Linked DNA regions of Mus musculus: all the other regions are linked to region 1. The links are chromatin loops, found by intact Hi-C in ENCODE. Cell type or tissue: left cerebral cortex. All regions are shown on one strand. Region 1 holds the start of 1110059E24Rik (RIKEN cDNA 1110059E24 gene). Region 2 has its middle 99 kb from the start of Gda. Region 3 has its middle 25 kb from the start of Gm38486. Region 4 holds the start of Gm41818 (a long non-coding RNA gene). Region 5 has its middle 24 kb from the start of Gm41818. Region 6 has its middle 16 kb from the start of Gm41818.

What was found. Hi-C counts contacts between places; a loop is a spot of excess contacts. Peaks named below come from ENCODE experiments on the same cell type or tissue, not always from the same donor. Only the 100,000 strongest peaks of a DNase experiment are listed, where the experiment ranks them.
Region 2: a loop joins it to region 1, with 3 times the contacts of the local background. A loop is called at or near these places in 8 of 42 quality-filtered maps.
Region 3: it touches region 1 in a loop (4-fold over the local background); 20 of 42 quality-filtered maps call a loop at or near these places.
Region 4: a loop joins it to region 1, with 2.1 times the contacts of the local background. A loop is called at or near these places in 16 of 42 quality-filtered maps.
Region 5: it touches region 1 in a loop (5-fold over the local background); 14 of 42 quality-filtered maps call a loop at or near these places.
Region 6: a loop joins it to region 1, with 3 times the contacts of the local background. A loop is called at or near these places in 15 of 42 quality-filtered maps.

What each region holds. Positions count from the first base shown.
Region 1 is chr19:21,650,421-21,655,420 of GRCm38, reverse strand. 1110059E24Rik (RIKEN cDNA 1110059E24 gene) reads left to right here and starts at 2,630. Exons shown (of 4, transcript NM_025423.2): 1 at 2,630-2,814. The coding sequence starts at 2,713. Abhd17b (abhydrolase domain containing 17B) reads right to left here and starts at 2,112. Exons shown (of 4, transcript NM_146096.3): 1 at 1,828-2,112. In left cerebral cortex, a CTCF peak has its summit at 2,117; DNase peaks (open chromatin) are centred at 1,723, 2,424 and 2,897; H3K4me3 peaks cover 3,679 bases; H3K27ac peaks cover 3,127 bases.
Region 2 is chr19:21,370,699-21,375,698 of GRCm38, reverse strand. No RefSeq gene overlaps it. Among named protein-coding and RNA genes, the nearest start is that of Gda, 99 kb to the left of the region's middle. In left cerebral cortex, CTCF peaks have their summits at 1,977, 2,176 (motif pointing left), 3,097 and 4,147 (motif pointing right); DNase peaks (open chromatin) are centred at 2,187 and 3,118.
Region 3 is chr19:21,568,780-21,573,779 of GRCm38, reverse strand. No RefSeq gene overlaps it. Among named protein-coding and RNA genes, the nearest start is that of Gm38486, 25 kb to the left of the region's middle. In left cerebral cortex, a CTCF peak has its summit at 2,409 (motif pointing left); DNase peaks (open chromatin) are centred at 2,394 and 2,774.
Region 4 is chr19:21,721,203-21,726,202 of GRCm38, reverse strand. It overlaps Gm41818 (a long non-coding RNA gene), which reads right to left and starts at 2,608. Exons shown (of 3, transcript XR_003952858.1): 1 at 2,582-2,608. In left cerebral cortex, no CTCF peak of the experiment used is centred here; a DNase peak (open chromatin) is centred at 2,164; H3K27ac peaks cover 987 bases.
Region 5 is chr19:21,744,687-21,749,686 of GRCm38, reverse strand. No RefSeq gene overlaps it. Among named protein-coding and RNA genes, the nearest start is that of Gm41818, 24 kb to the right of the region's middle. In left cerebral cortex, CTCF peaks have their summits at 2,085 (motif pointing right) and 4,175; a DNase peak (open chromatin) is centred at 2,092.
Region 6 is chr19:21,737,095-21,742,094 of GRCm38, reverse strand. No RefSeq gene overlaps it. Among named protein-coding and RNA genes, the nearest start is that of Gm41818, 16 kb to the right of the region's middle. In left cerebral cortex, a CTCF peak has its summit at 2,358 (motif pointing left); a DNase peak (open chromatin) is centred at 3,516; H3K4me3 peaks cover 907 bases; H3K27ac peaks cover 1,334 bases.

The DNA.
Region 1 (5,000 bases):
AATAAACCAACAAAGTCAGGAAACCTAAATTTCCTTGTGGACACTGCTACACACCAATACTGACACACGCAAACACGTTTATCAATTAATAAGCACCTCTAAAAACTCAGCCGGTGGGACAATTTTAAATGAGAGATTTAGATTTTGTTTTATATGTATGAATGTTTTGTCTCCATGCATATTATATGCACCAGACCTGGTGTCCATGGAGATCAGATGAATGAGGGTGTCAGGTGCCCTGGAACAGGAGTTAGCAATGGTTATGAACCACCATGTGGGTCCTACGAAGGGAACAGAGGTCCTCTGCAAGAGCAACAAGTGGCACATTTTAATAGTTCTGGATTATGAATGTGGACACGGATTCAGCCAAGAACCGCATGCCTGGGGTTGTAGATCAATTCAGTGATAGACTGTGGACTACTGAGTTTATTAAGCTACTAAAACATTATCTTGTCCCAGTACTTTACGGTAAGTCTATGCGTTGGGGTGGGCAAGAGCCTGCTTTTTCAGCTGTCGTTTTATCACAATGCAAAATGAGCGATGGTACTCAAGTAAACAAACCACTTATTAACCAGTGTATTGTACACCAAGGGACAAATTTAAAGCTTCCTAGCCTACTGAAAATCTAATCCTATCCTTGCCAATTAACCTTATTAATACTAGAGTAGGAGAAGAGAGAGAGGTCAAAATACGGTGAAGGCGCTACTAATTTCCTCCAAGATCTGAAACAGTAACGAAGGCATAGCAGATATTGTATCCATTTTCAACTTCCAACACCTTCGCCTTCTCCGTTTTCCATTGGTAAGACACCGGCACCGATAACAATGGTGATATTCAAAATACTGCATTGGCTACGAGTAGATTTATTACCCAACTGAATCCATGCGCCAAGTATATGGACACACATTCTCTAAAATAAGTGTTGATTGAAAATCCCCGTTAATGTAAACAAATATGTCAATCACAAACCGCACCTAATTAATTCTACTCAAGACTTAGTAGTTTTAGGTACTGCCCCAAGATGTCCAAAATTCTCTTTATACGCTGAAGGTTTGAAAAATGTAAATCCTAGGGATCAAGCAGTATATACTGCACAAGGAATGGAATACCTTTCATAAACTATCAGAAAAAAATTAAAGGTCACCCTTTCCGCGGGGCCCCGTTATTCTAATCCTTACCAAATCTGCTTCACATTGCCTTAAATCAGAGCAGCACTGATGAAACTAAATATCCTGCTTTTGACAGAAAAATCACCAAGATTAAGGCTCTGAACGTTTTCTTCTTTCTCTCTCTCTCTTTCTTTCTTTCTTTCTTTCTTTCTTTCTTTCTTTCTTTCTTTCTTTCTTTCTTTCTTTCTTTCAACAGAAGCGGAGGGAGGTTAAACTCTCCGAACGTCCTCCACACACTATAATTTGACACAACTTTCCTGGTTTAATATTAAATACAATTTCAAACAGAACTCTCCAACTTTCAATTCAAATCCAACCTCTCCCTCCTTGAGTTCTCAATCAGAGATGATACAAGTTCAAGCCATGGAAAGCAGCTCCCGCGACAAGCGGAGCGGGATACCCAGCTCAAGCTCCGGGCGGACTCCATCTAAAATCGAGGCTGGCGGGACCCGGACACCGAGCCGAGAGCGAGGGCCCGAAGTGGCCCAGATCCAGGGAGGGGAGCGGCGGCCCGACCCCATCTTGCGGTCCTCCCTGCGGGCGAGGAGGCCCGGGACGCACGGCTCTCCGCTCGGTAGCTCCGCTCCGAAGCCACCCGGCCTGGTCCCCAGCTCAGAGCGGCGACCCCCCGACGGCCCAGCAGCCCAGCCCCACGCACCTGCAGCTGGGCGGCCGCGGCCGCCAACGCGCTGTCCTCCGCGGGGCGCCGCCCGCCGACTCTGCGCCCGCGGCCCGGCCCGGCGAGGACGCGAAAGAGAGCTGCGGTGCCCGGGCGCGCTTCGTGGGGCCCCTCCACGCGCGTTCGCGTTCTGCTGACTAACGGCTCCGCCGCGAGGGGCGGCCGCCGCCGGGGCTCTCCGGCCCGAGGTCCCGCGCGGCCGTGGTCGCCGTCCGCAGCGCAGGGCCGGTGCTGCCTTCTCCGCAGCCCGCCTTCCTTGGCACCTCCGAAGGCCGCCAGGCGGCGGAGCGCGCGGCCGCGGCGGGCGGGAGCTGGGAGGGCGGCGGGGGGCGGGGGGGCGAGCGGCCCGGTTCGAGCTGCTCAGTGACTGGAGGAGGGCGCCGAAGCTGACCCGGGCTCCGGGCTGCAGGCGATCAGGGCACCGGCCTCGCCCACCTTCCACCAATCACAAACTGCGCAGCGGAGTCGCTACGCTACGGAGCCGGGAGACAGGTTGGGAGCGTTCGGCAGGAGGCGGGGATTGCGGAAAAGAAGAGCCAATAGGAACGGGGAATCTCCGTCCCTCCGCCGTGATGGACAGCCGCGTTCGAGCCAATGGGGGAGTTCTAGATTCGAAGAAAGCCGGACTTGCACCTTGGGTCCGAGGAAGGCTTTCCGTGAAGCCGGTAGTCGAGGATGTGCGGCAAGGCAGAGCCGAGCGTGACCTCCCTAATGAGTCACGTGGGCCGACCTGGGGCTGGGACGGAAAGAGTAGAAGAACTTCTTCCGGGTCACTGTCCTTAGTCTCAATCTGGGGCGGGAACGTCTTTACTCTTTCCTGTAACTTAAAGGCTGCACCGATTTACAGTGCTTGAGATTTTGGTGATGAGTTCCCAGAAAGGCAACGTGACTCGGTCCCGGCCTCAGAAGCACCAGAATACGTTCACCTTCAAAAATGACAAGTTTGATAAGAGTGTTCAGACCAAGGTAGGCCCTTGCCTGTTGTTCTGACTGCCATCCCAGGGGAAAAAAAAGTGACAGAGAGAGGAAAGGGGACAGAGAGAGGAAAGGAGAGGAGTTGGCGAGCGTGGACTGCAGCCCAGTTAGTCTTGGCTGCAGTGCAATCGTGTCTCAAATATTCTTCCCACGCCCTTTCTTTGGCTTGGCTCTGTTCCGTGAATCTATCTGATGGTCAGCACATCTCAGTAGTGGCGCCGAGACTGGATAGGGCAGCTTAAATTCATCCAACCTAAGGTACCGATGGGGCGATTGACGCCTTGGATGCTCCCACCTGGATCACGCCCCCGCAATAAGAAAATGAAATGAAGGCACTCGTCCGAGTGTCTCTTTGCAGCGACTGTTTTTCCGAGAACTCCCAAACCCATAAGTTTGTAGGGAGTACGATCTTAGCGTCACTGTCCTTATCAACAAGATGTTATTTCAGTTTTGTGTTGGAGCAAACGTTTTGGCTTGTGTAAAAATGGTTGCTTGCTGTCTATACAATTAACTTAGCAGGACCTGTGTAAAGTGGAAGAAAACTCAGACTGTTTGTTACTTGAGATATGTATGACTAGTGATTCTGTGAATAGCGATCCCCTTCCCCATAACTGAATGGGGAGCGGATAAAGGCCTTTAGTCGTCCTGGAGGCCAGCTTACATCAGATAAAGTTAATATTTACAGAAACAAGAGCTCAAATTTCCTAAGTTTGTTCCTTGAAGTAATTTAGTAATTTCTGTGACCTTTAGCCTCAGATAAGAAATCTGATAGGATTATTCGGAAGCTAACAGAAGAGTAACTAGTCTGGGACATAACAGGTGGTCAGCAGGTGATTACGTTTAAAACATTAAAAAGGCAATCCATAGTAACTTGTACTCTGTCTTTCTCTTTCATTGTTTCTCAGATATTTAATAAATACCTTTCACGTGCAGGGTTCTAGACCCCTGGTAGACAGTGTTCAAAACTATTGATTCTGCCTTTACGGAGCTTGTAATTGTCTGAGTAATATGGACAGTCAGTCAGCAGATGGATCTGTAATTACAAATTTCAATAGAAGTTGCTAAAGGGAAAGGCAGTTCAGTGAAGAATAAAAAAAAATAGTTTAAGCAGGGCCCTCAGACCACATTAGCAGACACTCGTCCATAAACCTGCTTTTCCTGTATTTTAGAAAAATATTATGGAGAGAAGTTGGTAAAGAAAATGGATTAATCCACAATTTGGCCCGAACAGCAGTGGGAATAGTAAAGTATAATTTCCTCCCACTGCTCTGTAGCCATCTTAAAATCTGTGGAGAGCCTTGAAAGTAAGACTAGACCATACTTAAATATAATTGTGAGATACACTAATTAGACCTTTCCCCAGAGGAAGGAAACTGGGGCCCCAGGTTGTCTCAGCTCTCTATTCTAAAGACAGTTTTTAAATTTAAGACTGGACAGATAAAAATGGAGAGTTAGAGAACGTTCCCCTCTCCCCACTTCACCTCTACCTGGTTTTAATCTTTTGAGACAGGGTCTCACTATGTAGACTAGGCTATACTTGGAGTAATTCTCCTGCCTCAGTCTTCTGACCATGCCTAGCTACAATAGATGTTTTGTTAGGATGCTTATGTAAATAAAGTGGTTCTTTTCTCTCATTTGAATATATTTTTGAGGAAAGAGGAAAGAAGCTTGCTCTAGTCTTCCCAATGGCCAACAGGGTTAGCATACGCAGGACCTTCCAGCTTGATAGGAGGACTACCTAACAGTCAAGTGGTGCATACCAAACTCTGTAACCTGCCACTTTCTGAGCTTACTGAAAAGAGGCCTGCCTTTGTGGTCTTCGCTTCCTTTCTGGAGAGGAGATGGTATGTAATGAAACACAACTGGTGGTGTGGAACATTGTCATCTGGTCATGCCATGGTTAGTGACCTGTTGAACCCTTGGCACCTGTGATTACCTGTGAGACACCTGCATAAGATTGGGCCTAGTAATGGTCTGTCATGGAGTAGGTAGGACCTTAAAAGGCATCATCTCCCCTCAAGTGTATGCGTAAGCTATCTATGGTTGATGGATGGATGTTGATACAGTCATTTTCTTCAGTGGGGTAGCCATACAGCATTTGTCCTTGTTCCTGGAAATAGCCCATTTTTTGGTAAGAAATTGTAATTCATTGGTTCGCTGAACTGGACCCAGGGAGA
Region 2 (5,000 bases), 280 kb after region 1:
TTAAATTATCCTTTAAAAATCAGTCAAAGGATAGGAGCCGTGCATTCGCAGAAGAAACGCGGTGAACTCTTTGTAAGAAATGCTGTTCATCTTTGCTAATAACAGGCGCCACTGTGGTTATAGTTCTTCAAACCCATAAAATATCAATCTTATATGTGGCCTTTCAATATAATGAATTATTTCTCTGTTGGTGACATGACCCAATTCAAGCCAGATTAGAGTATACAGAAAGGCAGGTTTATTGGGAAACCCACTCTCTGCTCACTGGTCCCAAGGACAAGACCAAGGAAGTCTCCATGAGGATAGAGACAGAGGGGACGAGGAGGAGAAAGAGAGAGGAGAGAGAAAGAGGAGAGGGGAGATAGAGGGGAGAGAGAAGGAGGAGAGGAAGGGCGGGGGAGGGAGGAAGGGGTAAGGGCAGAAGGGAGAGGGAGACAAGGGAGAGGGGTGAGAGGGGAAAAGGGTGAGAGGGCAGAGGGGAGAGAGGGAGAGGGGTGAGAGGACAAAGGGGAGGGGGGAAAGGGGACAGAAGGGAGAGGGGAGAGAAGGGAGAGAAGAGAAAGGGGGAGAGGGAAGAGGGGAGAAGGGACATAAGGGAGAGGGGAGAGGGGACAAAGCAAGAGGGGAGAGATGGAAGAGATGAAAGGGGAGAGGGGACAGAAAAGAGAGAGGACAGAAGGGAGAGGAGAGAAAGGAGAGGGGGGAGAGGGAAGAGAAGGGAGAAGAAAGAGGGGAGAGAAGGGAGAGGGAGAGGGGGAAAGGGGAGGGGAGAAAGAGAGAAAGAGAGAGAGAGATCGCTAAAATGTCTGGATTATTTATGAAAGAGACTCTTGGGGGAGGGGAAGCCTAACCCTTGGGCCTAGAAAGTTCAGGGTAGAGGGTGAAGGTTGCAAGGTAGGGACTGAGGGATGCTGGGAGAACCTGGAGGACAGGTCCCCTTTGGCATGTTAAATATGCACCTCTGCTCTTTGTCTCCGGTCTCAATCCCAATACAATATACCACAGTAATCAAACACTGTGTAGTATGTATGAAGCTAAGGGCTCAGTCCCCAGCACCCCCACCACACACACCCCACATCACATTTGCATGAAATAACTGCCCTTGTTTGTCACTACTAAGACATGGAGGGGAATAAACTGAGAAGGAGAATGTAACAGTTTTCAAAAAATGAAAGGTACTCATGTCCTCTGACTCTACAGTTTAGCTCTGGAGACTTTATTCTATATGCAAACACAAAAATATTCTTGTAATTGCTTTTACACTGTATTGAAATGGCCTGCAAGCACAGGCACAGGCACAGACAACCGGCCCTGTGGAGCTGCTTGTAATCTACTGAAGCAGGTTACTCTGCAGGAACTGAGAATTCAATGGATGTTTCACAGCCTTCTCTTTTACATTTGTAAGTATCTAAACTTTGTATTGTCTTATGTATTGCTTCTTGAAATATATGTATATATTTAAATTAAAAAATAAAACCGGCACTGGGGCAACAGCAGTGGCCAGCACGTGGACGCTGCGTCTATAAATCCGAAGCGTGTTGAATCGTCCCAAAAGTTAACGCGGGAAAGGAAGATCAAGGTCTCAGACAACAGAAGTTAAACAACTGGGTTGGATGCTAGGCCAAAGCAAATAAGGGGCATTAATAGGGCAATTAGCAAGAGTTGGTTCTAGGTTTGCAGGTTAGCTCGGAGTCCTGCAAACTTTCTCTGTAAAGAGAGTTCATACTTTGGGTTCTGTAGAGAATGTGGGAGAACCTCAGAGGGTCCCCGGCCAGCTACTCAGCTCCGTGACATCAGCACAAAAGCAGATGGAGACAATGGGGATGCGCAGTCTGAAAAAAGGTAGTTCCCCTATTTACAGAAAATAGCCATGGAAATAGAGTTAAAATATTTCTGTTAGCAATTTGCCAAATGGTTGTCTAGCTTCTACTTGCACACCTCCACTGATGGGAAACTCATTTTATCTAACTCATTTCACTATAGAGAAACATAAATTGTTAGAAGAGAATTTGCTAGCTTGAAGGAAGTATTCTATGTGAACCAGAGGCTAAGGAAAAAAATACTATTTGAAAGTGAAGGGAACTGATGTTTGCTTCAAGTTGTAAACGTGGCAATTTTCAGCAGCCTTCAGTGGAGGTGAAGATAATGTTTGACCAGTATGCCACCTAGTGGCCAAGATATGAATAGACGCACATGAAACAATGTTTTCAAAAACTCCCAAGAGCCCAGAGTGGGTGGGGTGGGGAGGCGTTCCTCAAGTCTTTTTTAATCTTTATAAAAATGTTGCTACTAGGTGGTTATTATTTGAAAATGGTGATGATTGTGAGTCTGGCAACATTGATTCCATTTTATAGGAAACAGATGGCTAAGCTCGACATTCAAAGACGGCATCCAACCTAACCTGGCTCCCCTGTGCATGCCTGCTCTGCAGTCCTTTAACACACTAAATCTGGGCTACACCTGGGGCTCACTTCAGCCGTTAGAGTTCAGCGAGAGTAATGTGCTGATTCTGGGTGTAGGCCTTTGAGAACACCTGGAAGCGTCTGCTTTTGTGCTTCTGGACGGTATAAACCATGATTTAAGAAGTCTATACGGAAAGGCTTATTATTGAAGAGGCTGCGTAGACGGCCCAGATGAGAAGGTCCATAGAGATGAATAAGTACTAGTATTGCATGGAGAGTAAGCAAAAGTGTTGAAGGAAGTGAGACAGGGTAGAGAAGGAGGGGCGGGGAGAGAGGTGGCGGCGGGGAGTGGGGAGGGCGAGAGCATTTCACTACACAGCCCTCTAGTCATCTGCAAGACACCATGCACTGAACTAGCCCAGAAGAGCATCTACACTCAGTCCTCGGAGTGACATCACATTACACACAGCTGAACTCCATCAGCCTACAGGCTCATGGGAAAGTCGCTGTTTACAAGATACTCCATTTTGAGACAGTTCTCTCCCATCTAATAGATAATCGAAATGAGAGATCCTTACGAACAGCATGGTGGGATTATTGACTTCCTGTCTCTCTGCTTCAAAAGCGCCCCTGTTTCATGGGGTCTGTGACCATATGGTGGAGCCCTTGACAGAACCTTCCTCTGACAGCTAGTAATACCAAGTTTCATCAGTAGAGGACTCCAGACAGAGGGCTCCGAGGTGGAAGGCACATTGGGGTGCTCTCACAAGGCTCCGGAATTCCCTCTAGAGCAGTGGTTCTCAACCTTCCTAGTGCTTCGACCCTTTAGTACAGTTCCACAGGCTGAGCTGACCCCCAACCATAAAATTGGTTCATAACTACTACTTCATAACTGTAATTTTGCTACTGAACTGTTACGAATCACAACGTAAGCATCTGCTATACAGGATGTCCGATTTGAAACCATGGGAAGGTTGAGAACCACTGCCTTGTCTATCACTAGGTGCACGTGGTAAAGCTTTCTCCACAGTTGTGTGCTGCGTGCTTTCTCTGCCTCTTCATTAAAGTGACAGTCATGTGGCCAAGGGTCTCAGATGCTGCGAAGCCACACTCTTGCCTCGATTTTTGTCTCCCACACCCTTTGATTAGACCAACAGTTCTAGGGGCCTGGCAATCTTTGTTCTACCCAGCAGCCTAGTGTGCCCCAGCCCAGGCTGTGTTCAGGGGAAGCTACTCTTTCTCCTGGTTCCAACGGCATCTTCAGTAGTACCGTATTTCTTCTGGGTGGGCAGCCATCAGTCTTGTCTTACTCACGACTTGATGCTATGAACTCTATCTAATCCTCATACCACTTCTCTCTGTGTCTGCTACTATTCTTAATGGATACGTAGTTTGGAAAACTATATTCTGCTTGTCTAGTGACTAGGGAACCAGATCTGACCCAAGGCAACCAAGCCAACTTCTCTGTGCAGTGAGCCCAAACCTCCTCCCTCCGCAGGACCTTAGTATCTCCCTTAGTATCATCTGGCAGGTTTTAGGTTTTACTTTCTATTTTTTCCTTGCTCTTTGAAGGCACTGAGTGGCTATGACCTGAGCTCAAACTGATCCAAAATTACAGGACTTCTTTGCATTTTAACACTGACACACTTTTTTGTTTGTTTGTTTTGAGGTTTTTGTTTGTTTAAGAATTAATTTTAGTTACATCTCTATCTTAAGTATGTGCACATGAGTGCAGGTACCCATAGAGGCCAGAAGAGGGCGCTAGATCCCTTGGAATTGGAGTTAGAGGCAGTTGTGAGTTACCTGGTGTGGCTTCAAAAGTGCTTTTAGCCGTTGAACTGTCTCTCCAGTCCCACAGATTTACCTTTATGATCACAGATAAACTATTGCTTAGCAACAAGAGATGAATAATTAATATCCTGTTAGTACTAATAAAGCATCTCTTTATACAGTCACCCATGCACAATCAGCAGTGGAGAGAATGCAAAGTCGTGTCCCATAACGCCACGGCGATGGTGTTCTTGGGGAAAGCAATATCGGGGTGAAGAGAAACATCTTTTGCCCAGGCTAAGCAGACTGCATTTGAAAGCTTGATGTTTACTTTTCTAGGTCAAGTGTGATTTATCGTCATCTTCCGACTCAAATCTTTCATCTAGTAATGCAATGAATGTCCACCCACCTAATCAGTGACTGACATATGCACAGTACCAAATAATGCTGACAACAAGACAGAACTGGAAAGTATTCTAGAGGCAAAAATGTAAATGAGAGCGCATCTGAACATAGCCTTTAACTGGGCTAGCAGCAGTGCTGGTCTCAGAGACTGAGCAAAGCGTGTGAAATTGATTTGTTTCTGCAAATTTTAGTGTGCATGACCACATCTACCCACATTCGAAGACTCATCGCCAGTGTCGCTCAATCCAATTATCCGAATTTCAGAGGCATCTTGCTGTGACAATAATTGAAAACAATGTCAATTGCTTTGCTTTCTTTACATTACTGTATCAGTAGGTCAATAAAAATGGTTCCACATTTCTAATTCATGGGTTTGGTGTTTTTCTGCCCAATGAGAGAAAAGTTTGACAAATACACTATTAT
Region 3 (5,000 bases), 82 kb after region 1:
CTAGAAGTTTCCACGTCAGGAAAATAACAGGAAGTAAGAGTATTAAAAGAAATTTGTCTGAGTCAGGTGGCAGTGGCACTTGGCTTTTTTTTTTTTTTTTTTTTTTTTCACCCATCAACTGTCAGTTTGAAATTCTTAAGTCCCTTCATTTCATGTCTGTCAAGCAAGATACTAGCTCCTTAACATATGTTTAGCATTCATTTTAGGTGTATGGGTATTTTGCCTCCATGTATGTCTGTGTACCACATGCATGTCTGGTGCATACTGAACAGGTTGTTTTGATGAAGATATATGTCAGTAGCTGGAGGGGCGGGGTGCACACCTTTAATCCAAGAAGTGGGGAGGCAGAGGTGGGCGAATCACTGAGTTTAAAGCCAACCTGGTCTACAGAGTGAGTTCCAGGACAGCCAGGGCTACACAGAGAAATCCTGTCTCAAAAAAGCAAGCAAGCAAACAAACAAAAAGTGTGTGTGTGTGTAAAACAAAATTAATGAAAACAGAGACCATGGATTTGAAAAAGATCAGAGAGGGGTACACAGGCTGGGATGGAGAAAAGGGAAGAGGAAATGATAGAACTATATTCTACTTAAAAATGAAAACAAAATTTTAAGAAGAAAAACAAAATTACTTTAGTTCATTAGTCACCCGGGGAGAATAAAACGCATGGCGTTGCACCTGCGAAAGAATTATCCACCATCATGATGAATGTGTGCACGCACACGGGTGAATGTAGACTGGTGACAAGAACAGCTTATCCTGAGAAAGTTTCTCTCTCTTCCCCTTTCCGTCGTCCCTTCCCCCCAACCCCCACCCCATTTGCTCCAGTTCTCACACTCCATAGAACTGTGTTGCTTATTCCTTTCAGGATTGCTTCAGCTCTGGCTTCTTTCTCACACCTCCTCGTTAGGTTGAGTGACAGGTAAAACGCTGTTGTCTGAGATGTATCCGGCAGAGAAGAGAGTGGGGTGTGGATCCGCAGCTACCAGAACTTGTTTGAATCCCTCTTGCTCTGTTGCTCTCCATCTAGCCTCCATCTTCTGTGTATCGGGATCTAAACTGATGTTCACGGAGGAGCTTCAAGTGGGTCTGGACACGGCCATCTTCTCCCCATCTTCCTCGCCTCCTACTGTTCTTGCAGTAATCTAGGGCCCTTGGGTGTTTGGGATATAAAGGAGCTTTTTCTGGTCTCCCCTCCTCGAGGGCAGAGAACAACAGAAACTAAATAAGAAGCGGGGGGCTATGCATGGGCATTTAGTAGCTCTCAAGTAGCCGAGAGATGATACATACGGTAACTAGAGATTAACTTTCTTTAAGGGAGGCCTCTTGTGCAGATTTTTTTCTTTCAAGAATGACCAACAGTTGTGCCAAGCCCTGGTGTTGATATAAACACCATTCTGGCCATTGAGCACCGATTTCTAAGAGCTTTTTCATCCTCTTTGACAAGACACTTCGTCCAAGGAAGACACAGTCCAGAGGTTAAATACAGAAGACATCTGTATTTATTAGACTGGGTGCTATCGGGAAAGCTGTAGTTATGTTAAAAATAACATGCGATTCAAAGTTCACAGGATAAATATAGCCAGCTGGGAACAGATGAGTAATGTCGGTATGGTGGGCTGTGCTCCCAACCAGGGGGTGCTGAGTGTTGGAATTCAGTTTTACTTTTGATATTCCTTAGGCATTCTCAAGGTACAAAGCAAAACTCTGCTCTTGGGACTGGAGGCAGACATGACATAAAGAAGGGTCTGTTAAGGAAATAAAAGTGTCCTTCTATTTTACGACTACATTGCTCGTTCGGATTGTGCCGTTCTTGTATTCCGCACTGTGTTTCCATTGACCTTTTCCTGGCACGGCCGTGCTAAAACCTCTTCCGATAATCAAAGTATGTAGACAGCTACCCTGAAGATGGGAACTGGAAAAGACCAGCTAGCATCCAGGACTCACGGCCACAACATATAAGTTGCATGGTTGCTTGGCTTAGCTCTGTCTGTTGTCTTTGCTTGATATGGTGTAGGAATTGAGCCCAGGGCCTCTCCTGTACCCGGCATGCTTTGTCCCAGAGAACTGCCTTTCTCCCAGGGAACTGCGCCCCCATCCCCCAACCTAATTTTTAAATTTCACTCTTTGTTTTTCCTTTCTCTTGTGGACTTTATAGAAAGGCTCCCTTTCAAAATTCTAGCCATTTTACCTATTTTTAAAGAAGGGTCTTAGGTTCTTGTGGATCAGCACAGGCAGTACACCCTGGGGACACATTACTAGTGCACATTCTTTGGTCCACCCTACGGACCTACTGTACCAGGAACTGTGGGAATGGGACCCAGCGACACTGAGTTAACAAAATTCTCATGTTGGCTTGAGAACCACAGTTCCACCAGAACTAAGGGAAATCGCGCCCCCTGGAGGTCGCATGACCACAGCCGCCAGAAGTAGTTGCATCAACCCAAGCAGTCTAGAGGCAGAGAGGCAGCAGGGTTTGCAAATCTTACTGCCTCTCTCCATACAAAGTGACGACTGCAGGCAGCTTCAGAGGCCCGGGATTGATTTAACTATAAAGGATGGTGCCAGTTTGAAGATGGGTGAGTATGGGTGTATTAAAAAATAAATGAGTATTTGCTGATCTGTTTATCGTTTCCATTTCTGGTACTTGGTTCACTTCCGTATTCAAAATCTTGCAAGGGACCTCCATTGAGCCTTGTCTCAAACCTCTGCAACAGGATCCTGTTCTCGTATTCAGCTCTTACTTGCCTCCCACGTGGAGAAATGCTGCTTGCTTTCTTCTGTGTTTATGCTGCCAGGGCAACAGCAGGAGCCGGTATAGGCCTCTGACAACTGTGCTCTTTGCTGGAAGCAGCCCCTGCAGGGCAGGAGCCACCATTGATTCCCTTTGATCCTGCCTTAGCACACTGTTCTTGGTGAGAGGTGTGAAAAATACTTTCAAACGAATACATGGACTAATTCAGCCCGTAGTCTGCATGCGCTAGGCATTTCTGGAATGGCTCAACCGGCTTCCTTCACCCAGTTCCTCTCAATGTGAAATGCCTTATGCCCAAGGTCAATAGGGAATACCTCATGTCTATCTCTAGCCTGTCTAAACCCCATCTGATGAATTCACTGAGTCTCACTGTTTTGGGGATGAGTACAAGAAAAAAATATATGTACATATATATATATATATATTTATATTATATATATTTGTGTTGTGTTGGTTGAGGACTTAACACATACCACATCGCCTTAATTTTAAAATCAGTTTATGAGGAAGATATTATTATTGTTATTATCAAATGTAATGAAATGGATGGAAACAGGGCTTAAATAATTTGCTTAGGAAGTAGAGTGAGAGATTTCAAAGCTAGTACTAAAACCCAGGTTTGCTCTACCCTTAAGGTCAATTGTCTTAATTTAAGTCTACATGGGTAATAGACTAAGTACAGATATTCAAAATGTTCAAACTCAAAAATTATTAATATAAATAGACCATAGAAATCTAGACTGACGTTTTGTTATTCTTTTTAAAACAAGATCTTACTACACAGTCCAGATTTAACGTATATCTCAGTTGTCCTGGCATTACATACATGCACTACCATGTACTGGAAATTAGAATTGATGTGCTAGTCAGCGAATACAAATACACTGATGTCCTGCCAGTTAGGCTTTTCTCTAGGAGCAGAAAAATATAGGGCATGAATAAGGTTGACAGGTCCTTGATCTTTAAAAATTATTTTCTTTAATCCCACCACTCGGGAGGCAAAGACAGGAAGATTTCTGTGAGTTTGAGACCAGCCTGGTCTACGGAGCAAGTTCCAGGACTTCCAGGGTCACATAGAGAACCCCTGTCTTGAAAAACCAAAATCCCAAAACCAAATAAACCTAAAAAGAACTATTTTGCATTGGGAAGATTTGATGGAAGAGTCTGTCCTGGGCAAAATGAAGAAAGCACAGGCCCTGAAGCTAGGGAGACTGGAGGGAACCAATGAGCAGAAGCCACATCCACAGACCCCCATCCTTGCCCTTAGGAGGACTAACTCTGATCAAGACGCCCTGGCATAGGTTCTGTAAAAGAAGGAACCCAGCCCAGGCTGTCCCAGAGTGTAAGTCTATGACCATAGGAGGGAAAGTCAATCCTTTTGGTTTGTGCCACTAACACTGTCCCCAGAGCCTGAAAATGAGTGAGACTTTAGCAAAAACTCAAGTAATCTCTCTCTCTCTCTCTCTCTCTCTCTCTCTCTCTCTCTCTCTCACACACACACACACACACACACACACACACACACACACACACGAGAGAGAGAGAGAGAGAGAAAGAGAGAGAGAGAGAAAGAATAAAGTATGTGAGTAAACTGATCTTTTAATTAATTAATTAATTAATTAATTAATTTTAAAGACATGGTTTCTCTGTGTAGCTCTGGCTTTCCTGCAACATACTTTATAGGCCAGGCTGTTCCACTCACAGAGGCAGAACCAGTTCCCAGGTCTTTCTGGATGTGCCAAGCACCAGCAGCATCAGAAGGTGGGCCTGAGTCTGTTGGTAACAACACACCAGAGAATAGCTCCAATCTAGCAGTCCATGAAATTATATGTCCTTGCCTAGATGCAGACAGGGAGGAGCTACCTTGTCTGTAGCAATACCAAGCAACATAGCAAGGCCAATTACAAATGAACCTGCTTTTTGTTATCACAGTGCACGTACAGCTAGAAACCAGGTTAATGACAAAATGTACCTTCCTACAGGGGTGGGGGTGGGGGCGGGGAGCAAGCATTTCCACAGCTGTCTCCAGGGCTGCTGTGTCACTGTCCAGCTGTCTCCAGGGCTGCTGTGTCACTGTTGTAATCTTGGGTTCAGTTAATGCCATCCTTTGTTTTTTTCCTTGCTCAAAACTTGACATTCCACATGGCTTCCACTCACTTTCTTTGACCTACACATCAAGTCACTTCTTTCTGTCCTCCAGGGTACTGCCACCTTCTTCTTCTTTTCGCCTTCTTCCTCTTTTTCCTCC
Region 4 (5,000 bases), 71 kb before region 1:
CCCAAAGTCAAACTAACCTTATACATGCTGAGTGTCTGTCATGGGAAAGGATCAAGTACTTTTTTTTTTTCCATTTTTTATTAGGTATTTAGCTCATTTACATTTCCAATGCTATACCAAAAGTCCCCCATACCCACCCACCCCCACTCCCCTACCCACCCACTCCCCCTTTTTGGCCCTGGCGTTCCCCTGTACTGGGGCATATAAAGTTTGCGTGTCCAATGGGCCTCTCTTTCCAGTGATGGCCGACTAGGCCATCTTTTGATACATATGCAGCTAGAGACAAGAGCTCCGGGGTACTGGTTAGTTCATAATGTTGTTCCACCTATAGGGTTGCAGTTCCCTTTAGCTCCTTGGGTACTTTCTCTAGCTCCTCCATTGGGAGCCCTGTGATCCATCCATTAGCTGACTGTGAGCATCCACTTCTGTGTTTGCTAGGCCCCGGCATAGTCTCACAAGAGACAGCTACATCTGGGTCCTTTCGATAAAATCTTGCTAGTGTATGCAATGGTGTCAGCGTTTGGATGCTGATTATGGGGTGGATCCCTGGATATGGCAGTCTCTACATGGTCCATCCTTCATCAAGTACTTTTATTTTGTATAATTAAGCCGTTATGTTTCTATAAGAGGGGGCAACTGTAAGTACAGTAGAAATGCTGCTATTCATAATATATAATCATCTCAAATCTAACATGTACAATGCAAAACACATGTGTATGCTCAGATAAAGGCTCCAGCAAGATCATGTGACATAACCTGGGCAAGCATTGCCAGACATATCCCAAATTCATTACATATCTGTTTTTGGCTTCAGTTTTAGTTGCACAATGCAAAGTCCTTCACCATTGCCAAAGTTTTTGCAAGCTCTGCATTCAGTTACACAACCCCATATGGAGTCATGGCCCACAGCTTAAGACACTGGGCTCTAAGGAACACATGGTTTCCCCTTGTTCTCTTTCCCAGTTCTACAGACCGTACCTGGAGTCTCAGCAGCACTGGCTGCCACTGAGCCAAACCTCAGTTCTGGTACCTGCATTTCATGTTCCGGTTGAGGTAGTCATGTGTTCATCTTTGCAATAAGGGAGGCTTTTTCTCCATAGGCTTTCTGAGAAGAGAGAGGGGTTTCACTGGAGAACCATGGGCTTTCCTATTAAATAGATCTGGGAAAAGGATGAGATAACCTATAGGTTGGCCTTGAGATTGTAGATAAATTACTTAATTTGAACACTGCTTTCTTCATTTATAAGTTAGAAACTGCTGGGCCTGAAGATCTGAAACTGCCAAAGTCTAATCCAAAAACTATTTGACACGGAGACTCGAGATTCTAAGCATTTAATTAATTAATGCTACACTTTATTTAGTTTCTTTGTTTTCAGACATCAAAACAAAGCCCCTGGGAAAGTGTCTTTCAAAGTCAAGGTCTTGTGGCCTATAGCAGTGTGTGGACCAGAACTTGGCCCTCTTATCCAGGTGCTGGGTATAAAATCTTGTCAAGGCTAAACATGTATTCTGCTGCTAGGTGACACCTCAGCCCCCATTTTTTTGTTTTGTTTTGTTTTGTTTTGTTTTTTGCTTTTTGAGGATCGAATGGCAGCCTATTATGCGGTGAGTTTGATGTCGTCACACAAATATTTAACTAGTGTTTGAAGCTGAAGTACCCATACTTCCTCAGTGATGCTGACAGACTTCCCCACATGAAAGAGATTTTTCACTTGCCCTGTAAGGACTTACTGAATTGTAACAGGTCAGTAGAGTAAAGAGGATGCCACTGAGGAGAAAACTGAAATGAATCAGAAAGCTCTTGGCATCTACCCGGTTGCTGATAATCCAACAGGCTTCATAGATGGGAAGGTGTCATCCCAGGAGAATAAGAAATCCCTTTAAAAAGCCATTTTGATTGTGGCTACAGTGTGCAATGTGTTCTTCCTCTGATGCTTTGGGGCTCACTTTCCTAGGCTTGAGGACTCCAAAAACAAATGATTTTGACACGATGGCATAAATTATGTATGAGTATCAATTGAATATTCAAGCATAGTGAGTTTATGGAATCCAAGAGAATGTTTCCATTGAGTCACTGCAATGCTGCTATTGTTAGGATCAGGAGCCAGCTGATCCCTTCTAGGGAGGCTTTGTGCACATTTGAAAGAGGCACCCCCTCCGGGTGATGCAGTCCTGCGGGTACATGACTTGGCAAGCAGAGGCCAAGCTGAATCTTAGGCCCCTTTTGTCCCATTGGCTGGATGCCTTTGTGCAATGCACAAACTGCTCCCCTTTAAGTGGCACTCCCGATTGCCATTGGAACCCCGTGCCAGAAGAAGAGATTTACAGGCTTAAGAGTGCCTGTGTTGCTCTTCCTTCGAAGAGGACATTTGAAAAATGCAGAAGTGACAGGCGTTTTTTCTGTTACCCTCACCCCGCATTCGATTGCAAGGGGTAAAAGTGTCAGATTCAAACATCCCCTGTAAGCTGATGAAGGCTTCATGATGGAGAACTAGGTTAGAATCTTTTACCCAATCTTTTGTTTTGTTTTGTTTTTCGAGTCAGGGTTTTTCTGTGTAGCCCTGGCTGTCCTGGAACTCACTTTGTAGACCAGGCTGACCTGGAACTCAGAAATCTGCCCGCCTCCGCCTCCGCCTCCGCCTCCGCCTCCGCCTCCGCCTCCGCCTCCGCCTCCGCCTCCGCCTCCGCCTCCGCCTCCCCGAGTGCTGGGATTAAAGGCATGCGCCACCACGCCCAGTTTCTTTTACCCACTCTTGATGGTCCGAACCTGAGGGTAGCGCTCCAGGATTGGCCACTTTGTGATGCCACAGCAGAGAGGACAAAAATGTTGCACGGGGTTGTGGGTGGGAGGCAAAGAAAAGAAAGAAAAGGGATGGTTAAATCATGGGAATCAGACTGGACTTCAGGCTCTATGACACAAGGGCGTAGCTAGACATCTTCCCACATCTCCTGGTTATTTCATGTAAAATGGTGCTAGAGAAAAGATGAGTTTGACAGAAGGAAGATGGTAGTCTCCACCTCTGCACCTTTTTTGCTTCATAAAATTTAAACAGGGTGCGAGGAAGCAGGAGGTGCAAGAATGCTAACCCATGCAGACAAACAACCCTAAGAAAAGCCAGTTCTTCCTAGCTGCAGGACAAGGAAAAAGATCACCTTGCAGAACAGCTTAGTTGGAATCACTCTACTAGAGCTAAGTGTCATGGCAGGAACCTACCACTCACTACTCCCATCAGTAAAACTGAGTGAAGAGCCTACGCCTATCTTCTTACCCAGCTGCCCCCAAAATTCTCTTCCTCCATCTCAGTCCATGGAACTAGGGAAGACCCAGTGGGGAGGCAGGATTCTTATAGGCACTTGGCAGAAATGAGCCTCCTGCAACTTCTCCTCCAGGTGCTAATGGGTAAGGAGCCAGATCTTCTACATTCTCTCAGCATGATTGGGTGCTGTTCCCAATGCAGGTGGTACCAGAGGGGACAGGATGGGAAGCCAGTAAGAGCTAACTATATAAATGCCCTGCTTGTTGCTGATTTTTGGCCAACTTGATATGCTAGAGGTATGTGGGAAGAAGAACCTCAATTGAGAAAAGGCCTCTACCCACATTGCCTGTAGGTGTGTCAATCAGGTGTTTTCTTGAAGGAAGGGCACAGCCCATTGTGGGTGGTTCTACTTCTGGGCAGACAGCTGATCCTTGGTTGTACAAGGCAGCAGGCTAAGCAAACCATGAAGAGCAGGCCAGTAAGCAACATTCCTTCATGGACGGTTGCCACGCACACTCCAGTGAAGTCTGCTTGACAGGCTGAGAAGCCTGGAAGCACTCACGAGGCAAAGAGTTTCAAAAGGAACTCACCTCCTGGAGCTTTGGCGTTTTCATTAACCTGTATACTCACATTCTATCCCCGCGTTAGTCTAGTGTATGGATCCACGTGCTCTCTTTTAGTATTATCTTATTATAAGTGCCTTTTAAGATTGAATTCTGACATAGCCAGAGCCTTTGCCAGTGTTCCAAGGTTCCAGAAGCCGACAAGCTTAGAATCCTGTAAGAATGCAGTAAGGAAGTTACCTATTCAGTAACTAATTAAGCCAAAGCAGCTCAAAGCTGGTCTGCAGAGTGTTTACCATGAAAGAGCCAGGGAATCCCACTGAGATAGAAATCTTCAGTACAGGCTACATTGCATATTAGAAGCAAGTTGGTGAATTCTTCTGACAAATGGAGATTCTCCATATACTTAAAAGTTAGACTCATATAAGAATTTAGCAAGGCCTAGAAAATAGGGGGGTTGTGGTATTGCATTATTCATGAGAAGGTCTGCTAAGAGCAGAACCCCCTGGTGCTAGCCTTCACAAGGCTCAAAGGAATAGCACTAGGGTGTGAAATCCTTACCTGTCATTAAGCTGACCCTAGGCAGGACTGTTTTATCTTTACTGTAAATATTACCTGGTTCCTGTAAGTCCCTTTGTAGTCACTCCTTTGTTTTGTATCAGGTAACTTCAATGTACTTTGCCTGCTGTGACTCCCGACCCCTTGTATTTTCTGTACTATATAAGACCGGTGTTCACTTTGTGACATACATTCAGATTCAACACAATCTCGAGTGTTGGTCTGTCTGTCATTCGCCGACTCTTTGCCCACCTGCGACCAGAGACCCATTCCACGCAGACAAAGAGACCCAGAGGGTTTGCGGCAGAAGACAGTCTTAGCTCCTGCCTCAAGTTTCTGCTCTGACTTCCCTCAATGATGGAGTATACCTGAGACTTGTAGAAATAAAGTAAACTCTTTCTTCTCCAACCTGCTTTTGGTCATGGTGTTTTATCACAGCAATAGAAACCCTAAGGTAATGTGCTGTACTGTGCTATACTATACTACACTATACTATATGATAATCTAGTTGTAACTAGATTTCCCCAGCACCCATTTGGCAGAAGCCTGGGGTTGGAGGCTTGAACTTACTCCACCCAGCAGTAAGGCAATATTCTTCTGGTTTTGTGCTTCAGTGGAAGCC
Region 5 (5,000 bases), 94 kb before region 1:
GGTTCAATTCCTAACACCCATGTCAGCTTACAACTGTCTATAACTCCAGTTACAGAGGATCTGACATCCTCCTACAGATATACATGCAGGCAAAACACCAATGCACATAAAATAAAAATAATAGTTTTTTAAAGATAGATAGATAGATAGATAGATAGATAGATAGATAGATAGATAGATGGATGGATGGATGGATGGATGGATGGATGGATGGATGGATGGATGGTTGGATGGATGGATGGATGGATGGATAGATAGATAGATAGATAGATAGATAGATAGATAGATAGATAGATAGATAGATAGATAGATAGATACACAGACAGACAGACAGACAGAAACATATAAAATGAAAACTCTGAGCCAGGTGAGGTAGCACATACCTTTAATTTCAACACTCAGGAGGCAGACTCAGGCAGATCGCTAAGTTCCAAGGCAGCTTGGTCTACAAAGTGAATTCCCAGGATAGCCAGGGATACACAGAGAAACCCCATCTCAAAAAAAGAAAAGAAGGAAAGAGAGAGAGAGAAAAAAAAAACCTGAGCTACACTGTCAAATAACGTGTGTTAGTTGCTATTTAAAAATTGTAAGTATTAAATAAGAAGATGCTGCACATCAGATATTCACGATTTTTAGTCAAAATCAGCTGTGGTACAACCCCATCCATCCCTCAGGAGGCAGGAGAAGTATAAACTGTAGCTCTCCCAGAGCTGTGTAGTGAGTTCCAGGCCAGGAAGCCAACGCTTGTGTGACACATCTTCAAAGAAACAGATCAAGGTTAAAAAAACAAAAGCCAAGTTCAAGCCTCAGGGAAGGTTATGAATACATAAGAGCACAGTTGTCTACGTTCTTTGGCACTTTTCTGTTACAAATATGCCTTTTTCACTGAGAATGTCATATGAGCATATAGCATTTTGACATAATCCCTCCTTTCCCCTCGTCCCCTCCCCTTCAATATCTTTCCTGTCCCTTCCTACCCCAACTATTCCCTCACAGTTTCTTGTTTTTGTTTTTCCCCCACTAAGTCCACTTAGTTTTGCCTGTTGGTGATTGGGTGTAGGACCATCTGCTGGAGCGTGGATAGCCTCTCAGGGACCACTTCTCAGCAGATAACTATCTCTGCTTCTCACAACATCCATCAGTTGCCTGGCTCCTGGGTTGGTTGTGGGATTGCCTAACCACCTCCCTATCCATGCAGAGAATTCGTCTAGCTGCACCTTGTACGTGCAGTTACAGCCAGTGTGACTCCCCCAGGTCCAGAAATCACTGATTGGCTCTAGCCATCTGCTGCCCCTGGATCTTGCAATCTTTTGTCCCCTCTTCCTGGATGATCCCTTAGCACTGGGAGCCAAGCATGTACTACAGCTGTCTCCTTGAGGCAGAGCACTCCAAAGTCAACTACTGTCTGCACACTGACCAGTTGTGAGCTCTGTACTCATCATCATCTACCACAAAAAATAAGTTTCTTGGATGAGGGTTAAGAGATGTGCTATCTGGTAAGCGTTTGGGAGCTCATTTAATGCTACTTAGCTAAACACAAAGTAGTAGGTTTATTTAATGACTTGGGTTCATTTCCAATAAAATATCTTGGATGTCATGAGTTTTGCATCATCAACACACTAGGAGAATTCTTTTGAAAAGTGTTTTATGATTATTGTTAAACTTCATAAATGATTAAACTTTATTCATCACATATTAAATTCCCAGAAGGGAATTATTGTATCTCATATTGCCATGCAAACTTGCATCATTAAACTGTAGATTAATGTATACTATTTTTTGTTTTGTTTTGTTTTTTTCCAGACAGGGTTTCTCTCTGTAACCCTGGCTGTCCTGGAACTCACTCTGTAGACCAGGCTGGTCTTGAACTCAGAAATCCATCTGCCTCTGCCTCCAGAGTGCTGGGATTAAAGGCGTGCGCCACCACTGCTCGGCTTACTATTTTCTACCTATGATTCAAGTAACTAGTATAGGAAACAGACAAATAAAAGCTATCAGGAAAATATTTGCTACTATAAGGATATGATTTAGTGAATGCTCAGCTAGCAGCTATTTTTCCTAGGAATTGCTCCACTCTACCAGCAGAGGGCGCCCTGTGCACACAGGGCCAGCAGCTAAAGTTCATTAGCATCTTACCTCTTGGCTGTCTCTGAAATGAATGTGAATGCAGGCAGTGTGTGGAGATCAAAGCTACTTGGCCTGTTCCTACACAATTCTGTGGAACGTCAAGATTTTGTAAGACATCTCTCAACATCAGTCTAAGAGGGCCTGAGTACACCCTTGGTCCAAATGAGAACCCAGACTGTAATTATAGTTAATGGCCGTTTGGGGACATTTCTATCAATGTCCAATGATGAGTGAGGGACATGTTAGCAGAAATAAGGTCGTTCTGTTTCTCTTCTGCTAGACCAACTCTACCATCACTTTGTATAAACAAAATCACGTTGAATTTGGAATCTTAGATTTGGGTTTTGGTTTTTCTTGGAGCAGAGCCTCTCCATATAGCCCAGGCTGGTTTCACAGACCTCTTCCTCCATCTCCTAAGGAGGATCTCATTCATCCTTGGCATTTATTACACATGTTCAATGTAAGAGTTATTCATATATATATTTTCCATTTTCTCTCTCCACAAAAGGTAGTTCTTGGAAAGGGAAAATAGAGAAAGACTATTCTAGATACTTACAGAATAAGTAACGATGGGCTGGGTAGAGAGCTCAGTAGTTAAGGACATTGGCTGCTCTTGCAGAGGATCCAAGTTAGGGTTCCAGCATACCCCCAAACTGCTTACAACCCACTGTAACTCCAGGGCATCTAGTGTTCTCTGGTGGAACATGCCCGCACGAGCACACACACCCCATAGTCACACATATTGCATAACCAAAATTATTTTAAAAAATCTTTTTAAAATGAAAAATAAAGAAATGACATCAATATCTCACACTATCAAGAAGAAGAAGAAGGAGGGGGGAGGGGGAGGAGGAGGGGGAGGGGGAGGAGGAGGAGGAAGGGAACTACAGCTGTAAAGAGACACTTTTCAAAACGGTGTTTGCCTCTCTCTTTGTTAGCCCTGTCAACAGCAAATTATTAGCCAGATTTGACATTCTCTGCCTTGACTGCATTACAGAAAATCAGAAATAGAATCAGACACCCCTTGACCTGGAAGGCACTGACAACTGCTTCGTTTTTTCCCAGAGGACCAAGACCCTGTGAGGGTGGAGTATTGAGATGGTCTGATTGACTGCTAAGCTGGCATCAGAATCCAGATCCATTAACCCAGCCCACCTTGTCTGTCATGACATGTGGCCTTGAGCTAGACCTTTAGCTATTACACTGACGTTAGAGTAAAGTCTGTCTTAACTCAAGAATAGCCACAATATCAAAACAAAAATATGATTATTTAAGACCAGTGACAGAGCAAGTGCTTACTTCGCCTGTGTTAGGCACAAAACCCAACGTTATGACCCCATGAGGAGCCTGAAGAGGCTAAGGCAGGAGGATCCTAGACTTCAGGTCAGCCTGGGCAGTTACAGTTTGACACCAAATTTGAACCTTTCTATTCTTTGCTTTTCCCATTTAATTCATACGTAGAAACTTTCAATGTAGACAATATTATATCAAATGATGTGTTTTAGTTGCAAACACTTTTTCTCTAATTAATATTATTATGACATATGATGGTATTGGGGGGCAGCAGGAGAGGGTACCTGGTGGGCCCATGCCAAGATGCCCCCTGAGAAATCACACCAAGCAACTGACCTAGTATAATGGAGGTTTACTAGAGACAAGGAGGGCAGTTAGGGCCTAGAGAAGGAGAAGGAGTAGAGGCAGACAGATGGGAGCGGAGCAATGGGAACAGAGAAGGGGGAACAGGGAAGGGCAGAAGTGAGGGGGGGCAGGAACACATGAGAATAGAGAGAGGGAACCAGATGGCAAGCAGTTCTTTTATATGCTGTCCATACCTGGCAGCAGCGGGTAATGTCAGCAGATGATGGCATAAGCTGTTGCCAGGTCCCTGGGAGGAGCCTAGCAGAATCACCTATAAGCAAACAGATACACTTAAAAATTCAGAAATATGGCTCATGTAATTTTGTAAAAGTTACTTTTGTTGGTAATAAGGGAAATTAAGGGCTAGAGAGATGGCTCAGCGGATAAGAGCACAGACTGCTCTTCCAAAGGTCCTGAGTTCAAATTCCAGCAACCACATGGTGGCTCACAACCATCTGTAATGAGATCTGATGCCCTCTTCTGGTGCATCTGAAGACAGCTACAGTGTACTTACATATAATAATAAATGAGTTTTTTTTAAAAAAATAAGGGAGATGAATATTAAAAAATGTTGTATATATTCAGGAAAATGTTATAATGAAACCTATTATTTTGTACGACTAGTATACACTAGTAAAAAATTTAAAAGTCACTTTGCAAACATACCAAGAAAACCAAATTTAGAAAACATTATTTTAAGTTTGTAGTGTCCTGCATAGGTTATCTTGTCCAGTGTCATCATAGGTAATTCAAAGACAAGAAAGTCATGAGCACCTCACTCTGGTAGAACAGTTACACCAGAGGGGGGGTGAGGGGAAGGGGCAGAGGGAGAGGAAGGGGAGGGGGAGGGGAGAGGGGAGGGGGAGGGGGGAGAGGGGAAGGGAGAGAGGGGGGGAGGGGTAGAGGGAGAGGGAGGGGAGGGGTAGAGGGAGAGGGAGGGGAGGGGAGAGAGAGGGGAGGTGTAGAGGGAGAGGGAGAAGAAGGGGGAGGAGATCTGCCTGACTCTTCCTGAGTGCTGGAAGGAAAGGCCTGTACCCCATCACTGCCAGGTTTTCTGTTGTTTGTTTGTTTTGTTTTGTTTTTAAGATTAAAATTGTTGGGCTGGCAAGATGGCTCAATGGTTAAGAGCGCTAATTGCTCTTCCGAAGATCCTGAGTTCAAGTCCCAGCAACCACATGGTGGCTCACAACCATCCGTAACGAAACCTGATGCCTTCTGGAGTGTCTGAAGACAGC
Region 6 (5,000 bases), 87 kb before region 1:
AATGCTGTCGGGAAATGTCCAATGTTCAAGAAGCAAATGAAGCTTTGTGCTGAGAGCTCGCGCCTGGGGCCCCTTCTGATCTTAAGTTATTGCTTCGATAGAATTGAGAGTGGGGTACGGAGTACGTAAATGAGCTATGGAGCTGCTTCTAGTCTGTGAAGACAACACAGGCAGAAATTTATAATGAAAATATACAGGAAACATTTCAGTTAATAAAAAATGTACTCAGTGGCGAGAAGGAGCCAGTTAAAGAAACCACTGTGGCTCCTAACAGAACCGTGGCGCTTCTAATCCAGTGGTTCTCAACCTAAGATCCAAGAGACTTGTGAGGGTTGAACTGCCCTTTCACGGGGGGTTGCCGAAGACCACCAGCCAACACAGATACTTAGATTATAATTCATAACAGTAGCAAAATTACTGTTGTGAAGAAGCAATAAAAATAATTTTGTGGCTTGGGGTCACCGCAACATGGGGAACTGTATTAAAGGATTGCAGCCTTAGCAGCGTTGAAACCCACGGCTCTAATAGGTACAATGATCCTCTATACCACTTATTTCAGAGGATGCTTGGACACCCAGGTTTGGTTTTTCTCTGTTGGTAGAGAAGCGTCCCACCTTACAGTAGTGGGCAGCAAGGGTTTCCTCTGGGAGACATATAGGTTTGGTTAAAAGCATTAGTCCAGTGAGTCGGCACACTATGTCTTGACAGGTTGGTCTTTAAAAATGACTTAAGTCGTCTTACCTAAAGTGTCTTTGTATTTAAAATAGGACGAATAAGAGCCCCCTCTTCCCAGGTGCTCCTGTAGAGAGAAAATACCTGAAGTACTCCAGGTCACCTCTTAGTATGTTATTGGTATTTATTTTAATAAAGGAGATATTAAGATGCCAGCTTAGACAAAGTACAGGATGCTAAAATGTTAGATTTGGAAGGCACCTTGGGCATAATCTTTAATTTAAATCATCTTACTTTTCATAAAATATCATAACTCACAGAGGTTGGATAGTGTGCAAGGACCCATAATAACCCCCCCCCCATCCTCCTCCTCTCCCTCCTCACCCTTCTCCATGTTACTTATACCAATTCTCTTTGTATTCATACTTTTGGTTAATAGAAAACACACTTTTCTGAAAACCAAAATAAAAATATTTTGCAAATGATTTGGAAATTGTTTCTGCCATTTATAAATTATAAATTTACCTTGACTACTTTAGTTGTTGCTTATAAACACCCAACTGCCATTTCAGACAGTCTTTCCATGATGACCTTGGCATTTGGCTAAACAGCCCAGCTGACCCTTGCCACAGCTCACCCAACCCAGGAGTGAGCCAGGAAACTCAGTCTTTGCCCCTTCAAATAGAGGCAGCCCCGCCTGTTCCGTTACCCTTAGCTTCTCTTGTCACTTTTAACTAGTTGGAAGAAAACAGTTATAAGTTTAGACAAGCCATATGTGTTTCATTCATTCCAATGACACAAAACATCTTTTTTAGAAATTAAAACTGGATGTGCAACAGTGCCTGGCAGGTAGCAAGAAAACAGAGGGAACACAAAACGACAGGTACTGTGTGGTCTCACACGTGAGGAATCTAAGGCCGCTGATCTCATGGAGGTTGCCAGAGGCATCAGTAGTGGGTAACAAAGACTAGGCAGGGAAGGGCAAGGGGGATGGGTAGATATGGGTCATCATGCACCGTGTAGAAAAAAGGTGTGGTGTTTAGTTTAGTGGATGACTATGGTTGGTATGCATACAGATATTTCAAAGTAAAAGTATCCAGGGGTAGTGGTGTATGTGTTTAATCCTAGCATCCCAGAAGCAGAGGCAGGTGGAGCATCATGGTTTTGAGACTGGCCTGGTTTATACAGTGAGGTCCAGGCTAGTCAGAGCTACTTAGAAAAACCTTGTCTCACTGGGTAGTTTTGGTCCATGCCATTAATCCTAGCACTTAGGAGGCAGAGTCAAGCAGATCTCTGAGTTTGGGGCCAGCACGGTCTACAGATTGAGTTCCAGGACTGTCAGGGATACACAGACAAACACTGACTCAAAAAAAAAACAAAAAAAAAAAAAAAAAAAGAAGGGAAGGGAGGGAGGGAGGGAGGGAGGAAGGAAGGAAGGAAGGAAGGAAGGAAGGGAAAAAAGGAAGAAAGAAAAAATCCTGTATCAAAAAAAATTTGTATAAAAAAATTAACTACAAAGATTTTTGACAGTTGTTAGCATGAAGAAATGAAAAATAGAGGCCAGCAGTTAAGAGCACTGACTGCTCTTTCAGATGTCCTGAGTTCAATTCCCAGCAACTACAGGTGGCTCACAACCATCTGTCATGAGATCTGATGCCCTCTTCTGGTGTGTCTGAAGACAGCAACAGTGCACTCACATACATAAAATAAATAAATAATTCTTTAAAAGAAAGAAAGGAAACATGTTTACAGCAACAGATATGCTAATTAGCCTGCATGGATCATTTCTATGTGAATACATGTATCAAGTTATAATGAATAAATAAATATCATTATTTGTGTCAATAACAAATAAAGACTTGGCAGTGTGGGCTTATAAGAATAGCTTTTAAGGAGACTTAGGGAGGAAGGTCATGATTCCAGGACAGCCTGGGCTACAAACTAAGTTCAAGACTAGCTGGATAATATAGAGAAACTCTGTTGCAAAATAAAAAGTGAAAAGGGGGCTAAATAGACTGAGGTAGAGTGCTTACACAAAGTTCTGAGTTAAATTCCCAGTTTCGCAAACAAAACAAAACAAACTTGTTAAAAAACATAAGTAAAAATAATAACGATGATACGGAGAAATGGAACAAAGGAGAGAACAAGGTTGCGGATGTTTTTCTGGTTGTTTTTAGGTGGCTAGGGAGACAGCCAGTCCTCCCAATAGCCTGGTTAGTCATACATTATGATTCCCATCTCAGGTGAAGCCACTGGCGGTCAGAGGGCAGCTTGCCTGATCTCATACAGCCAGGAAATGACAAGAGTTGGAATTTGAACCCAGGCCCATGTGTTGCCAAACTACTTCCTTTAAGTAACGCTTATTCCAACTCATGCTAGCCATGACATTTCTCGGATTGAGACGCTCTTAATATCAAAAGCGAGAAATCGTTACATAGTGTCCCTACAGCCGGCCATATATTCCGAGACAAGAAATCCTGCATGAAATTCACTAAAACGTGTCCAGAGTCTAGTAAGCGAGTGCCAAAGTACTCGAGTTGAGCCCCAGATTCCTCGGAAATAGTGGGAAGTATGAGGCTTCAATCCTACCCGGCTACCTTGTTTTCTGTGTTTTAGACAAGCTCTCGCAACCTCTGCCAGGCTGGTTTTCCTTCCCCCAGCCTCCTCCTCCAAGCGCAGGGCTTATACTTAGACACAAGGGCCCACGCTGTCAATATGGCTGACTCATCCTATCAGTTCTGACCCTTAGACTGTCAGGAACCAGACTGACTCTTGACAAACAGAAGAAGACTCATCCACGCTTTATTTGCATAAAAACCTGCCTCTAAATTCAGCATCTTTATGATGAATCAGCTCCTCTTTCCCGGCCTTTCTGGGAGCAGGGATTCTGTGCGCTCCTCACTGGCTTTCCCTCAAAGTGTTTTTCCAGTCCACTTACAGTTGAGAACAGATGTAGATGCTGGCCTACTCCCAACACCCTGCAGCTAACTCCTGACTCCACGATTCCCTGCAGACCGAGCGGGGCTGAAGTAGAAAATGATTTCAGCCCATGGCTCTATCTGCATCACTCACTCCCAATTCAGTACTAGCCCAAAGGAACCAATCCTATTTGCAGTCTTCCTTTCAGTTCGTACTGAAGTGCGTACAGGGCGCACCACATTTCGGTGATTTAAGGCTTCGTTCTCCCTCCTCTGGCCCAACACCATCGTTTGCCAGTTTCCCTGACTCTAACAATAGAAGGGAAAAAAGTCTTTGGAAAACCGGAGACACACAATAGATCAAGATTATCTGGCCTTGGCTACCAACGCAAACGACCATGAGCTCAGACAGAAAATAAAGTAGGTCTTTTAAAAAGTAAGTGCTTCAGGCCAGAGAGATGACTCAGCTACCAAGAATGCATCCTCTTTCAGAGGAACCAAGTTCAGTTCCCCGTACCCACATCAGGCAGTTCACAACAGCCTGTGACTCCAACTCCAGAGGATCCTATGCGCCCTGCCGAACTCCTCATGGGCACCTACATATGCAAACTTAAAATTAAGAAATAAATCTTAAAAAAGGAAAAAAGAAGAAAGTAACTGGCGATCATTTAAAACACAAAATTAGAGCACGCGGGGCGGGGGGGGCGGGGGGGGCGGGCAGGCAAATACAGTGTAACTTTGAGTCACTCGCAAGTGCTAACGTCAGCTGGGTCATTTCCGCATCACTGACAAATACAGGAAACTGTCCTGTGTTGATAAAAAGCAGATGAGAGGACAGCCATCCTTAACACGATCCTTTATTCCAGTAAAGCCACAGACGTAAAACCGCTGCTGCAGCAGAGAGAGACACAGGGGGACCGGATAGCATCTTCACCGCCCTCGGTTCTGGGAACAGCTTGTGGTGCTCACAGACCTCTAGTCCGGAGTCGTTGCTGAGTATTAAACGGGTGCATCCTGTGCTGACATTTGGGCAAATCTGAGGGCTCAAGAATCTACCTACGGTCTTCTTTTCTATCTGTTCGAGTAAACTGGGGATCTGGCATTCCCTAAAACAACCATACTGGTCTCATTCGCTTACTCACTCACTAAATGTTTGATCTCCAATCATGAATCAAGTTCCTTCTTAGGCCCAGGGAACAAAGTTGAACTAGAAAGACCGGGAGGCATGGCCCCAGTCCATTTTTGCTCTCTATGGGCAGATTTTAAGCCACCTTCATCAGACTAGGAATCATGTGGAGCTTGCCAGTGATATTTCAAAGTGACTATGCCTTTCTGCTGATAACATCATTTTTTCCTCTCCAAGGATTTTTTTTTAAAGTTACAAAATTTATAGCCCAGAGTGATAGGAAA